2 separate regions of the Homo sapiens genome follow, and region 2 is linked to region 1. A link is a loop called in an ENCODE intact Hi-C map of the cell type or tissue named here. Cell type or tissue: B cell. All regions are shown on one strand. Each heading gives the region's core, and the rest is flanking DNA. Links, peaks and the distances in the headings are about the cores only.

Region 1 (4,399 bases), core at 236-4,235:
GTGAATATACAGATCATTTTCAACAGGAGTCTCTGTGTGGGGGTACAGTTCAGGAAAAGCTGGAGGAGAAAAAACAGTGATTAGACTTGCAAAATGTTAGGTAACCCATTAAGACCAGACAGGGATTTTCGTGTTCATAACCAGCAATCATGCCAAGGACTACAGTTACTAAACAAGGTTTATACCTTTTGTTAAAAATATATGATATACACCAGGCCGGGTGCGGTGGCTCATGCCTGTAATCCCAGCACTTCGGGAGGCCAAGGCGGGCGGATCACCTGAAGTCGGGAGTTCGAGACCAGCCTGACCAACATGCAGACACCCCATCTCTACTAAAAATACAAAATTAGCCAAGCGTAGTGGCACATGCCTGTAATCCCAGCTATTCGGGAGGCTGAGGCAGGAGAACTGCTTGAACCCGGGAGGCGGAGGCTGCAGTGAGCCAAGATTGCACCACTGCACTCTAGCCTGGGCAACAAGAGTGAAACTCCGTCTCAAAAAAATAAATAAATAAATAATTTAAAAAATATATATATATGATATACACCAAAAGGAATTAAGTTGTGATTTAGATTGAAAATTAAGTTGTGATTTAGATTTAAAAAAAAGCAAATTGAATGAGGGGTGGGTTACTTTTTTCAATATTTTCATGATTTTATGTACTAAGTGCTGCAGTCAAACATTCAAATCAAGCAATGCCCTATTTGGGGACAGTAAGACCTATCATGTTCCATCTTGGTATTTTTCCCTCTTTTTATCTCAATGACTAGCATAGAGCTGGCACTGTTGAACTGGGCTTTTTTTTTTTTTTTTTTTTTGAAACAGGGTCTTGCTCTGTTACCCAGGCTGGAGTGCAGTGGTGCGATCACGGCTCACTGCAGCTTTGATCTTCCCGGGCTCAGGCGATTCTCACACCTTAGCCTCCGAGTAGCTGGGACTACAGGCCTGGGCCACCATGCTGGCCTGGGCTTCATTTATTTGTAGGGGAGGGCTCAACTAAGTGAAAACTAAGTTTCTTTTTAACTCTATTTATTTTGTGAACATGACTGATTACATAGTATCACAAGAGCCTCTAAAAGCAGCTTTTATCATATTTGTGCTACCTCACACACACCTCAGGGATCTGTAACCACCAGTATGCGTAAGTGGCTTGCTATGGTGGTAATCAGAATGGGCTGTGTGTCTTTTGAAAATTCACCCCCAATCCCCATGAATGTGCACCTTTCTGTCTCCCCCGTTGGCAGAGCTGTAGTAATGAGGTTGAATTCCAAGGCCAAATTTGTAAACATTCTTTGAGACTTAACATTTATACAGGGCTTTCCCATTTTAGGAATGACAGGTGTACATTTCACTTTACTTCAAAGAAGGTAACTGATACAGAAAGATTAAAGAGACTTGCCCAAGATGTCATTGTAAGTTTGGGACAGAACCAAAGTAGAATCTAGGACATGTAATACCTGAAGGGCTATAACCCTCGCCACCCCCATTTATCTTTAAAGGTTGTTTGTTTATGGCAGTTAAGGCTTATATTATATTGGCTTCCTCTCTCCCCCAGTTTGGTATGAGTGACAACCCAATGCGTGTTTTAGGACCATTGCTCTGGTTAACGGAGAAGCAGCAGCTAACAGGTGGATGAGGAGAGACCGCTTAGGAAGGCCTTGCCGGGGGCAGGGGTCCCGATAGCAGATGACGGTGGCTTATTTGGGGTGGTAAGAGTGTTCACGGTGATAAAGGGACATATTTGAAATGAGCTTCAAAGGTAGAACTGATAGGCTTCCATGATGGGGGTCAAGGATGGACCCCGGGTTGCTGGCATGGTTAACTGGATGGAGAATATCTTTGATGGAACAGATTTGGGGTGGGCGGTATTTCCAAAAGTTTAAAAAGACTAGGGAGGAAAACACCCAACCAAAACTCCGCCCCACTGTCACCTGGGTCCAGTCTCGGGACAAATTTCAAGATCTCCCTTTTCGCAACTGTTTTCAGAAAATAAAAGGACTAACTGTGGCTGTCAAGTGCTATGAATAAAAAGAGCAAAGTAGCAGGGCAAAGCCGAGGCCCAGGCAGGCCCCACGCTGCCCGCTGCGGACCACCTTCAGGGTCCAGTGGCGCCCGGTCCCGAGTCCAGGAGCCTTTTCGTCGCGTCTCACACTCACCTTGCTGCTTAGATCCTCCTTGTGTGGGGTCGAATTGTCGGTGGGGATCAGCACAGAGCTGTCCTCTGGTCGCGTCCCTCGGCTGGGCATTTCCACCGAGCGCAAGACACGCGGGATGGCTCAGCCCTGAAGGAGCCTACGGCATTAGCCACAGCGCATGCGCGCTTCCAGCCGCGCTCACCCTTTCTTTTCCCGCGAGTCTTACCAATAGCGTCTGCGCGCTCACTTGAACGCATGCGCAGGCCGGGTCTGGCCTGGGGAGGAGTTTCGCGCCTGCGCATGGCTGCTTAGGGAGCGAGTAAACAGTCTGGTTGCAAAATCTGAGGTTCCTGTACTGGCCTCTTGTGGTTGAGATGCAGAAACGCTCAGGTGGTTTCTTCATGACCTCTTATCTAGTATACTACGAGTTCTGTGCGCCCTCCAGTGGTAAATATGAAGAATAGTCGTGCAATAGAAACAGCGCTTAATATGATATTTATTATCTAGGGAAAGATGAAGCTAAGGAACAGATTTAAGAGATACCGTGTTGGCAAAAGAACTGTACAGACTTGGTAAAGTTTTGGTTAACTCGTGGTTAGGGTTGCCGGATAAAATACAGTATGAACTTCAGATGAATTAATAGTTTTTTAGTGCATCTATGTCCCGTGCAATATTTGCAATATCTCATTTCTGTGGAAAAAATGACTAAAACTTGGAAATAGGCAAAAGAGATTTATTTACTGGATGCTCTTTCAGTGCTGCTCTGGACTTGACTTTATTATATTGACTGGGCTGTTTTACAATTCTGTAGGGGCAAAGGTTAACTTTGGTAGAGATTTTGGTTTGGTAGAGATGCAAATAATTTTTTGTTGTACCAGATACCAACACAGGTTATGATTTATTGTTCTGCAACACATTAGTCAGTTTTGTATCTAACCCTGCATTCTGTCCTAACATTTCTTTATTAACATATGCCTAGCTTCTCTAATATTCTGTATTGGTTTTAAAGTCATCGGTTCCCTCACTAACCAATGAGTTGAATAAAAGTTTGACATGTATATATTTTATGTTCACATTAGAGACATGATTTTAGGTTTTTGATAATTATACTATATTATTGGAAATCTTAAGTTTCCACAGAGATGCCCAACTGGATTTATGTGATGAATCAAACTATCTGGCGAAAGAAATGTATACATCATGGGTTGTTTAAGGCCAGGCATGTTTTTTATTTGCTCTTACAGAAAACCCAAGTGGTTATATATTTTTCCTTTATAATTGATTTTTAAAGATTGTGTTTTCATTTCTGATTTGTACATTCCTGATAAGTTATTCAGGTATAACTTATACATTACTGATACATTGATAGCAGCAATGATTGGGAGTTTGGTTTTGTGGTCTAACCATTTGGTGGTATCTGTTGGATGATGGACGTCTAGTCTCATTGGTAGAGAGGTAGATAGGTGCAGTGGCTCAAACCTGTAATCGCAACCACTCGGGGCTGAGGTGGGAGGATTACTTGAGGCCAGGGGTTCAAATAAATAAATAAGAGAGGTGACAGAGAAGCGAGTTTGTAAGTCTTTTTGTTTATTGTTTGTGAGCTCAAATTAATTAATTACTTTTGTGTCCACTGAGAGGGAAGGAGGACAGCTATTTGAGATGTGGGCTAGTAAGGTTTTGTTTGTTTGTTTTAACATAAAGGCCGCTCAAGCAGAAGAACTGGTGAATTTTTGTGGTTTTGTGTTTACTTTTGACCTGAGATTGAAGTTGTAAGACAGAAGCAATAACCTCTTTATGTGTCTGTGTGTCTGTAACTTAGAACAGGCTTTATGTCTCCCTTTGTAAATATGAAATATTTCCCTACTTCTGGAGTGTATTAATAAATCCCACTATAGTATCTCTAATTAAAGGGCCTCTGTTCTGACTAGTTTATAGAGAAAAATAAGCACTGGTATAATCCCAATATTTTTAAAAGCCCAGAATTTCCAATACTTTAAATGTGCCAGATTTTTAAGGAAAAAAGTTCTTACAAAACTGCTAGCTTAGAAACATTTTAAGAATCCAAGTTTAGGAAAAAGAGAGCTCCAAAGTGAAGTATCACTTCACTTTGTTGTTGTTGTTATTTTGAGACACAGTCTTTCTCTGTTGCCCTGGCTGGAGTGCAGTGGTGCGATCTCTGCTCACTGCAACCTCTGCCTTCTGGATTCAAGCTATTCTCCTGCCTCAGCTTCCCAAGTACCTGGGATTACAAGTGTGTGCCACCA
Region 2 (4,399 bases), core at 255-4,254, 1.5 Mb before region 1:
TTTTTCAGAAATTGACAAATAGGCAGTGCAAGAGAAGTGAACAAATGAGGCAATCTTTATGATTCTCATAGCTTACTTTCTGGAGAAAGTTTCCAAGCTCCAGCACAGAAAGAGGAAGCTCAAATAGAGCCTGGCATTCTCTCAGAGTTGAAGAGGCAGAGTTGAGAGTTTGGTCAGAATTTACGGGGCAGAGTACCAGGAAGAAGACTGCAAAGGGCTCCCCTTGATTCTTCAGCTGAGTACTGAATAGTCCATGTTTGCAAAGGAACTACTCAAAGATGTGGGGAGGACTCACTAAAGAGGAGCAGGTGGAAAAATTTCTGGAGCTCACACAAGGCTAGGCATAATTTATATTCTCAACAGCCAGAGTGGAAAAAGCTCTTTATACTTGATGAAAGCAGAAATTAGAAATTGTTAAATTGGATAAAAAAGCAAGACCCAATTATATACTACAGACAAGAAACACATTTCAAATATAAATAAATAAGTAAAAAGTAAAATATTGGGAAAATGATATATCATGCTCACACTAATCATAGACACCTGCAGTGGCTATATAAATATAAAACAAAGTAGACTTCAGAGCCAAAAATATTAACAGAGATAACAAGGGTCATTTCATAAAAATAAAAGGAAAATCATCAAAAGGACAAAACAATTATAAATGTTTATGCATCTAATAACAGAGCTTCAAAATACATGCAATGAAATGTGAAAGAACTGAAAGAAGACAGACAAATCCAGGATTATAGCTGAAGATTTAAATATTCCTCTGATAATAGATTGAATAAATGGGAAGAAAATCAGGAATGATATAGAAGACTTGGATAATACTATCAACCAACTTGACCTCACTGAGATTGCAAAAACTCTTCACCCAACAGGAGCAGAGAAGACATTCTTTTAAGTGTCTTAAACATCGACCAAAACATTCTCAGCCATAGATCAAGACTCAATAAATTTTAAATAATTCAAATAACAAAAAAGTATGTTATCTAACCACAATGGAATTAAATTAAAAATGGATATGAGGAAAATATTGGAAAATGATCCAAATGTTTGGAAAACAAAAGTCACAATTCTAATTAATTAATTAATTAATTAAAACCCAAACATAAATCAAAGAAGAAATCACAAGGGAAATTTTAAGTAGAATAAATGAAAATTAAAATACAGCATATCAAAATTTGTTTGATGTAGTTTAAGCAATGGAAAGGAAGAAATATGCAGATGCTTATATCAGGAAAGAAGAAAGATCCAATCAATGACCTAAGTTTCTGCCTTAAAATATATAAGACCTGTAATCTCAGCACTTTGGGAGGCCGAGGCAGGCAGATCACGAAGTCAGGCATTCCAGACCAGCCTGGCCAACATGGTGAAACCCTGTCTCTACTAAAAATACAAAAATTAACTGGGCGTGGTGGTGCGTGCCTGTAATCCCAGCTACTCAGAGGCTGAGGCAGGAGAATCACTTGAAACCGGGAGGCAGAGGTTGCAGTGAGCCGAGATTGTGCCACTGCACTCCAGCCTGGGTGACAAAGCGAGACTCTGTCTCAAAAAAAAATATATATATATATGAGAAAGAAAGCAAACTGAAACAGAAGTAAATAAAAGGAAACGAAGAGTAGAAGTCAATGAAACAGAAGGCAGAAACACAATAGAAAAAAATCCATGAAACCAAAAGTTTGTTCTTTGAGAATATAAATAAAATTGATAAACTTTTAGTAAAACTGTCCTGGGGGGGGAAAAAGAAGACACAAACTACCAATATCAGAGTGGAGAGAGGTAAGATTATTACAGATTTTCCAGCTATTAAAAGAATAACTGGGATAAAAGGGAATTAAAAGAATAACTTGCTAAAAGGGAATATTATAAACAACTTTATGTATATAATAACAGCTTAGATGAAATATATAAATTCTTTGAAAGACAGAAACTGGCAAAGCTCACTCAAGAGAAAATAGGTAACCTAAGTAGTCCTAGATCTAATAAATTGAATTTGTAGTTTAAAAATTTCCCACCAGAAAAAAACTCCAGTCAGAGATTACTTCACTGGTGATTTTTTTTTCAAACATTTAAGGAAGAAATAATACCAATTCTACCCAAGCTTCCAGAAGACATTACAAGAAAAGAAAACTGTAGACAAAGTGTGTCCAGCCCATGGGCTGCATATGGCCCAGGACAGCTTTGAGTGCGGCCCAACACAAACTCTTAAACTTCTTAAAACGTTATGAGATTGTTTTAAAGCTCATCAGCTATTGTTAGCGTTAGTGTGTTTTATGTGTGGCCCAAGACAATTCTTTCAATGTGGCCCAGGGAAGCCAAAAGATTGGACTATGCAATGATCCTCTCTTTTTTGGAATTCATGTTTAAGTCATCAAACTTATTTCCTCTATAGCTCTCTGAGCAAGTTATTGCTTTTCTCATAAGAGCAGATAAGATTTTTAGTAAAGCAGAATGGTTATGGGCTTTGTTTCTGGAGCTCAGACAGTCCTTAGTTTGAATCCCAAATCTGTCCTTACCTCTGATAAGCCTCACTAAAGCTCACTAAACCTCTGTCCCCTTATCTGCCAATTGGAGATAATCATGATATTTAATCCTATGGAGTGCTGTGAGGATTAACTAAAACAATGCATTTGAAGTTCTTGGCACTATGTCTGGCATGGAGGTATATGACTATGATTTGTAAATTGCAATGCTTCTGAGATGGCAGTAGAGGGAGCAGAGTCAATGGGAACTGGACTTCAGAAAATTAGCAAGATTGATATTAAACCCTTTTACAAGACAATGTTCCTGTTCTGATGGAGCTAGAGCAACCTGCACACAGATGAGTCGATGAGATTCACACCAGGCCATCTTATCCCAATAATCCTTGCTGTCCCACTCATGTGGTACTAGCATATGCAACCAGGGAACTCAACGCATCTTTCTGCGTGTACATATTGTCTGTCCAACCTCCAACTCCAGCTCACCCCAGTTTCCTCAGAACACTTAAGAGGGGAGAGGAGAAGTATGGTGATATCACAAAACTGAAACTAGCAAATGTTTATATTCTTTGTACAAAAATTGGGAGAAGGTGGAGCTGGTTTACCTCCCTTACAGCGGCAAGAGTGATATCCTCTCTCTTCCTCTCTCTGTTTCCCACAAAAGCAGCTCCACTGGGCAGAGTGGGAAAAGCACAATCAGAACCGATTTTGAATCCACCCTATCTTCTATTTACAACTGTGAACCTGCCTATCCCACCCAGACTCTCTTCATCTCCATTTCCGCTCTGTACAGCAAGGTGGCAGGGAAGCTGGAGGGTTAACCTGGTGAGTGCCAAAGTTACCCATAACTTGTTTATTATTCTATTATTAACAGCTATTGATTCAGCATTTAACCTGATCCCATTTCTTACATTATATCTTTGACTTTTCCCAGCAATTTCAGGTGGGACATAATATCCCCACTTTTATAGACAGGGAGTTTTGGGGTTAGAGAAGTTAGGTAACTTATATAACTTTGTGCCACTAGAAATTGACACACCAGAACTAGAAGCTACTTTTCTGAAAGTCTTTAATCTGGGATTTTCTTCTTAGCATGATGCAGCAAAAAATTAGATATAGGGCTTATCACCAGGGCAACTGGGTGGCTGTTTGAGAAAGGAGACAGGAATCTGTGGGGGCCTTTGAATTTGGAAAACCTTCCAGGGGTTTCATTTTAGCATTTGGTTTGTTCTTCATTTTACTTCGAATTTTTTTATGTCTTTGTCTCTGAGGGACTGACAAGGCCAGGGCCAGTGTAGGGTCAAGAAACTGCAGACCTGCTTATTTAGTTTTGATTCTAAAAAAGAGAAACAAATTGGACATAGAAGCGCCCTTTCTTAGATGTCTTCCTCCACTCATGAAATACAGAAGGAAGACAGAGGTTCAAGGCAGAAGATTTAACCAAGAAAAAAGTGCGTATTTGGGCAGAGAGTCCCTCATGATAGACATCTCTGGATAAACGAGTTACAGTTGGCAGCATATGGCAAATAGAGCAGAGGTTCTCTAAGTGTTACCTGCAGATCCCTGGGAGTGGTCCCCGAGATCTTTTTAGAGCATCTGCAAGGTTAAACTATTTTTATAATAATACTAATACAGTTTTGTCTTTTCACCCTGCTGACATTTGCACCAATGGTACCAAAGCAAAGGTGGGTGAAACTGTTGGGGCCTTAGCACAAAGCAAGGAAGTGGTGCCAAATTATACTAGCAGTTGTATATTTCACCACCATGCACTTACAATAAAATGCCAGTTTGACTTAAGAATGTTTTTGATGAAGCAGTAAAAATTATTAATTTTATTAAATCTCAGACCTTAAGTACACGTCTTTTTAATATTCTTTGTGATGAAATGGAAAAGGCACATATTAAAGGATGAT

The links. Peaks named below come from ENCODE experiments on the same cell type or tissue, not always from the same donor. Only the 100,000 strongest peaks of a DNase experiment are listed, where the experiment ranks them.
Region 2: a loop joins it to region 1, with 10 times the contacts of the local background. A loop is called at or near these places in 2 of 110 quality-filtered maps.

What each region holds. Positions count from the first base shown.
Region 1 is chr2:189,659,368-189,663,766 of GRCh38, reverse strand. ASNSD1 (asparagine synthetase domain containing 1) reads right to left here and starts at 2,308. Exons shown (of 6, transcript NM_019048.4): 1 at 2,157-2,308. ASDURF (ASNSD1 upstream open reading frame) reads right to left here and starts at 2,308. Exons shown (of 4, transcript NM_001353493.2): 1 at 2,157-2,308. The coding sequence starts at 2,246. RefSeq lists an enhancer at 2,061-2,250. In B cell, for the core only: CTCF peaks have their summits at 2,346 and 2,551 (motif pointing left); a DNase peak (open chromatin) is centred at 2,406; H3K4me3 peaks cover 1,724 bases; H3K27ac peaks cover 1,566 bases.
Region 2 is chr2:191,154,130-191,158,528 of GRCh38, reverse strand. No RefSeq gene overlaps it. Among named protein-coding and RNA genes, the nearest start is that of STAT4, 5.3 kb to the right of the region's middle. In B cell, for the core only: a CTCF peak has its summit at 2,703 (motif pointing right); a DNase peak (open chromatin) is centred at 2,738.